Regions from separate parts of the Homo sapiens genome. Here region 1 is linked to region 2. A link is an interaction called in ENCODE POLR2A ChIA-PET data of the cell type or tissue named here. Cell type or tissue: PC-9. All regions are shown on one strand. Links, peaks and the distances in the headings refer to the core of each region. The heading gives the core; the rest is flanking DNA. Region 1 overlaps ZNF541 (zinc finger protein 541). Region 2 has its middle 35 kb from the start of MEIS3.

What was found. Peaks named below come from ENCODE experiments on the same cell type or tissue, not always from the same donor. Only the 100,000 strongest peaks of a DNase experiment are listed, where the experiment ranks them.
Region 1: POLR2A ChIA-PET joins it to region 2 with 5 read pairs; 2 of 35 experiments call an interaction of 5 or more read pairs at or near these places.

The regions. Positions count from the first base shown.
Region 1 is chr19:47,550,625-47,553,535 of GRCh38, reverse strand. All of the region lies in intron 3 of ZNF541 (zinc finger protein 541), which reads left to right. Among named protein-coding and RNA genes, the nearest start is that of ZNF541, 21 kb to the left of the region's middle. In PC-9, for the core only: no CTCF peak of the experiment used is centred there; a DNase peak (open chromatin) is centred at 1,075.
Region 2 is chr19:47,383,299-47,386,209 of GRCh38, reverse strand. No RefSeq gene overlaps it. Among named protein-coding and RNA genes, the nearest start is that of MEIS3, 35 kb to the left of the region's middle. In PC-9, for the core only: no CTCF peak of the experiment used is centred there; no DNase peak of the experiment used is centred there.

The DNA.
Region 1 (2,911 bases), core at 122-2,621, 170 kb before region 2:
TTGGGAGGCTGAGGCAGGAAAATCGCTTGAACCAGGGAGTCGGAGGTTGCAGTGAGCCGAGATTGCACCACAGCACTCCAGCCTGGCAACAGAGCAAGACTCCGTCTCAAAAAAAAAAAAAAAAAAAGAATTAGCCTGGCATGGTGGTGGGTGCCTGTAATCCCAGCTACTCGGGAGGCTGAGGCAGGAGAACTGCTTGAATCTGGGAGATGGAGGTTACAGTGAGCTGAGATCATGCTACTGCACTCCAGGCTGGGCAACAGAGTGAGACTCCATCTCAACAAATAAATAAATAAATAAATGTTAAAAAACTGTAGAGCCCTTATAACACTGGTTTCTAAGAAGATCAAGTGACTTCCCAGGCTAGTTCCTCTGTTTGCCTGTTTTTCAGTGTCCTTGCCAATTTTTATTTATTTATTTATTTTTTTGAGACGGAGTCTTTCTCTGTCACCAGGTTAGAGTGTAATGGTGCAATCTTGGCTCACTGCAACCTCCACCTCCCGGGTTCAGGCGATTCTCCTGCCTCAGCCTCCCGAGTAGCTGGGATTACAGGTGTCCCCCACCACGCCCAGCTAATTTTTGTATTTTTAGTAGAGACGGGGTTTCACCATCTTGGCCAGACTGGTCTCAAACTCCTGACCTCATGATCCACCCTCCTCGGCCTCCCAAAGTGCTGGGATTACAGGCATAAGCCACCGTGCCCGGCCTCCTTGCCAATTTTTAAAAACGTTTTGTTTTCTAGTTTTATAGTTGCTTTAATAGGCTTTTTTTTTTTTTTTTTTTTTTTTTTTTTGAGATGGAGTCTCGCTCTATCGCCCAGGCTAGAGTGCAGTGGTGCGATCTCGGCTCACTGCAAGCTCCGCCTCCCGGGTTCATGCCATTCTCCTGCCTCAGCCTCCCTAGTAGCTGGGACCACAGGCGCCCGCCACTGCCCCCAGCTAATTTTTTGTATTTTTAGTAGAGACGGGGTTTCACCATGTTAGCCAGGATGGTCTCGATTTTAATAGGCATTTTTAAGTGACTGAGTAAGGCTAAGGACTTTTGCCTGAGGGAGCCCGGTTTTTCCTTGTTGAAACTGTTGGAGTTATTTGACTACTCATTATAGTAATTTCTCAGAGGACAAAGACAAAGGCCAAGCAAGTTCCATGACAAATGGCCACAGGCAGGATTGGGAGGAGAGTCTAGGCCTCAAGACTCCCAGCCCAGTTTCCCTTCTGCTGTGTCTGTCACACTGCATCTCATGAGCCACAGAGAATTTGCACGATTGGATCCTTTAGAGCAACCTCCTGCTCTTCCCATGCCCTGGCCCATTGAATTCTTGGATCCCATCTCCATAGTATCCCTGATAAATTATTATTTCCAAACTTGCCATCTTGGCTGGGCACAGTGGCTCATGCACTTTGTAATCCCAGCACTTTGGGAGGCTGAGGTGGGAGGATCGCTTGAGGCCAGAAGTTTGAGACTAGCCTGGCCAACATGGCAAAACCCCGTCTCTACTAAAAATATAAGAATTAGCCTGGCATGGTGGCAGGCGCCTCTAATCTCAGCCACTCAGGAGGCTGACGCAGGAGAATCACTTGAACCCAGGAGGCAGAGGTTGCAGTGAGCCAAGATGGCGCCATTGCACTCCAGCGTGGGTGACTGAGTGAGACTCCATCTCAACAAACAAACAAACTTGCCATCTCATAAGGCAGTTTAAGCCAGGTGCTATGTATGGTTCACGCCTGTAATCCCAGCACTTTGGGAGGCCAAGTCAGGAGGATTGCTTGAGTCCAGGAGATTGAGACTAACCTGGGCAACATAGTGAGACCCCATCTCTACAACAAATAACAATTTAAAAATCAGCTGGGGTGGTGGTGGCCCGTGCTACTCAATAGGCTGAGGTGGGAGGATCACTTGAGACCAGGACTTAGAGACTGCAATGAGCTGTGATCGCACCACTGTACTGTAGCCTGGGTGACAGAATAAGACCCTGTCTCAAGAAATAAAAATAAAAATTAGCTGGGCATGGTGGTGTGCACGTGTAGTCTCACCTGCTTGGGAGGCTGAGTCAGAAGGACTGCTCACGCCCAGGAGTTCAAGGCTGCGGTGAGCTATGATTGCGTCTGTGAATAACCCCTGCACTCTAGCCTGGACAACATAGTGAGACCCCATCTCTATCAAGAAAATAATAAGAAATAAGAAGTTAAAAAGGCAGGCTGGGCGCGGTGGCTCACACCTGTAATCCCAGCACTTTGGGAGGCTGAGGTGGGTGGATCACCTGAGGCCAGAAGTTCGAGACCAGCCTGGCCAACATGGTGAAACCCCATCTCTACTAAAAATACAAAAGTTAGTTGGACATGGTGGCAGGTACCTGTAGTCCCAGCTACTGCAGAGGCTGAGGCTTGAACCTGGGAGGCAGAGGTTGCAGTGAGCCGAGATTGCGCCACTGCCCTCTAGCCTGGGCAACAGAGTAAGACTCAGTCTCAAAAAAAAAAAAAATTAAAAAAAAAAAGACAGTCTAATCCACCTTTCAGGTCAATCTAAAAAGTAGAAAAATCTTTTATTATTCCTTCATCTAACATACAGTTATTGAGTGCCTGTGAGTGCCAGAATGGGAACTCTCGCATCTGAGAACACAGCAGTGAGCAAGGCCAAACCCTATGTTTCCAGTGGTGTGAGGTCAGCTTCCCTTTAATTTTCATTCACCAAGCCTAGCTCTACAACAAATAACAATTTAAAAATCAGCTGGGAGTGGTGGTGGCCCGTGTAGTCCCAGCTACTCAGTAGGCTGAGGTGGGAGGATCACTTGAGCCCAGGACTTAGAGACTGCAATGAGCTGTGATCGCACCACTGTACTTAGAGCAAGACAGAAGCAGTCTGCTGTCTCCTGTATACACTGGCCCTTCAGATATTTGAAGACGTCTGACCT
Region 2 (2,911 bases), core at 221-2,720:
TATAATCACGTCCTATAACCCTGGATACATACAGGACAGAAATGTACAATGTATTCATCAAAATCCAGGTACTGTGTGCTCCTAGTAACGTTATTTGTACCTGGAACCAAGCCTGTGCACCTCCGCCTTTCCCACCTCCTGAGCGTCTCCCCTCCACCCACCTGATACCTCATCATCCTTCAGGCCTTAGCTCTGACCTTCCTCCTCCCAGAAGCTGACGCTGACACCCAGCACGTCCCCTCTGATGGGGCCTTTGTTCTGCAGAGGGAGGGAAGGGCTGGTGTTAGGGGTAGGTTTCTGGAAGCCAAATGTCCCTGGACAAAAGAATGGATATATTGTGATGAATTCATGGAACAGAATGAATGAACCAAGCCCATGCAACCTCATGTTGGGTAAAAGAAGCTAGACACAGACAGCACATTCTTGTGAAGTTTTAGAGTGGCCAGCACTAGAGGACAGATTAAGAATGTTGGTCACGGCCGGGTGCAGTGGCTCACGCCTGTAATCCCAGCACTTTGGGAGGCTGAGGCGGGAGGATCACCTGAGGTCAGTAGTTCAAGACCAACTTGGCCAACATGGTGAAAACCCGTCTCTACTAAAAATGCAAAATTAGCTGGGCATGGTGGCGGGTGCCTGTAATCCCACATACTCGGAAGGCTGAGGCAGGAGAATTGCTTGAATCCCAGAAGCAGAGGTTGCAGGGAGCCGAGATTGCACCGTTGCACTCCAGCCTGGGCGACAAGAGCAAAACTCCATCTCAAAAAAAAAGAATATTGGACACTCCTGGGAGACGGAGGAGCTGGGCTGCAGCGGGTGGAGGGCTGCTGGTGTTTTATTTTTTTATCTGGGTGCTGCTGGCACAGGTATGTTTCATCTGGGAAAATTCACCAAGCTGTTTACTTATAATTTGTGCATGTTAGCCTTCAAGAGGAACATTTTAAAAGACTGTTGAGGCTGAGCGTGGTGGCTCATGCCTGTAATCTCAACATTTTTAGGAGGCTGAGGCGGGCAGATCACCTGAGGTCGGGAGTTCGAGACCAGCCTGACCAACATAGAGAAACCCCCGTCTCTACTAAAAATACAAAATTAGCTGGGTGTGGTGACACTCGCCTGTAATCCCAGGTACTTGGGAGGCTGAGGCAGGAGAACCACTTGAACCCGGGAGGCGGAGGTTGCAGTGAGCCGAGATTGAGCCATTGCACTCCAGCCTCAGCAACAAGAGCGAAACTCCGCCTCAAAAATAAATAAATTAAATAAATACTGTTGAATGAGCCGGGTGCAGTGGCTCACACCTGTAATCTCAGCATTTTGGGAAGCTGAGGTGGGCAGATCACCAAACACAAAATTTAGCCAGGTGTGGTGGTGCACGCTTATAGTCCCAGCTACTCGGGAGGCTGAGGTGGGAAGATCACTTGGTGTCAGAAGGCAGACATTGCAGTGAGCTGAGATTGTGCCACTGCACTCCAGCCTGGGCAACAGAGCAAGACCCCATCTCAAAGAAAAAAAGTATATAAACCCCTAGTTTTAGTTAGGGAGACGGATTTGAGACTGATTTCCCATCTCCTCAGCCACGCATCTGATTAAAGCCTTCTTCCTTGGAAAGAAAGGAAGCCCATGGTTCCAGACCAACCTGGGCATCATGGTGAAACTCTCTACAAAAAACAAACAAAAAAACCTATTCACACCCAAAAATTAGCTGGGCATGGTGGCACATGCCTGTAATCCCAGGTACTTGGGAGACTGATTTGGGAGGATCACTTGAGCCCAGGAGGTGGAGGCTGCAGTAAGCTGAGATTGCACCACTGCACTCCAGCCCGGGCAACAGAACGAGACCCTGCCTCAAAAAAAAAAAAAAAAAAAAAAAAAAAAAAAAAAAAAAAAAAACTGTTGAATGGAATCTGTTACCAAAAATCAGGGGTTCAGTCCAGGTCCTGCTGCTGGTCGCACAGAAAGCCAATCACTAAAGCGAGTATTGCCAAGAAGAAGGCTTTAATGAGATGTGCAGCCAAGGAGATGGGAAATGACTCTCAAATCCATCTCCCTGACTAAGACTAGGGGTTTATATACTTTTTTTCTTTGAGATGGGGTCTTGCTCTGTTGCCCAGGCTGGAGTGCAGTGGCACAATCTCAGCTCACTGCAATGTCTGCCTTCTGACACCAAGTGATCTTCCCACCTCAGCCTCCCGAGCAGCTGGGACTATAGGCGTGCACCACCACACCTGGCTAATTTTTGTGTTTTTTAATAGAGACAGGGTCTTGCTATGTTCCCCATCCCAGTCTGGAACTCCTGGACTCAACTGATCCACCCTTATCGGCCTCCCAAAGTGCTGGAATTACAGGCATGAACCACCATGCCCAACCTTTTTTTTTTTTTCTGTTTCTAATATGGTGAATCAGATTGATTTTCAAATGTTAAATCAACCTTCCATTCCTAGAATAAGCCCCAGTTGGCCATGATGTACTGTATTTATATATTGCTAAATATGATGTGCTGAACTCCTATTTAGGGTTTTTGTCTATGTTCATAAGGCTTAGAGTTTTCTTTTCTTGCATTGTCATAGCCTGCTTTTAGCAGCAGGATAATGCTGACCTCATAACATCAGTCAGGAGGCGTCCTCCCCTATGCTGTGGCCAAGTGGGTGTGGGCGAGTATCATTTCCATGTTTGGTAGACGTCACCAGGGAGCCCATCTGAGCCTGTTCTCTTTGTTAACTATGAATTACATTTCCTTAATAGAGTTGTTCCGGTTATCTATTTCTTCCTGAATGAGCTTTGGGTAGCTAGTGTCTTTCAATAATTTTTTCCATTTCAAATGAGTGAATTTCTGTGTGGCACGTTGTTTATCGTATTCTCTTCTCCTTTTCGCATCTGTAGGACCTACAGGTTGTCCTCCTTCCATTCCTATGCCGTG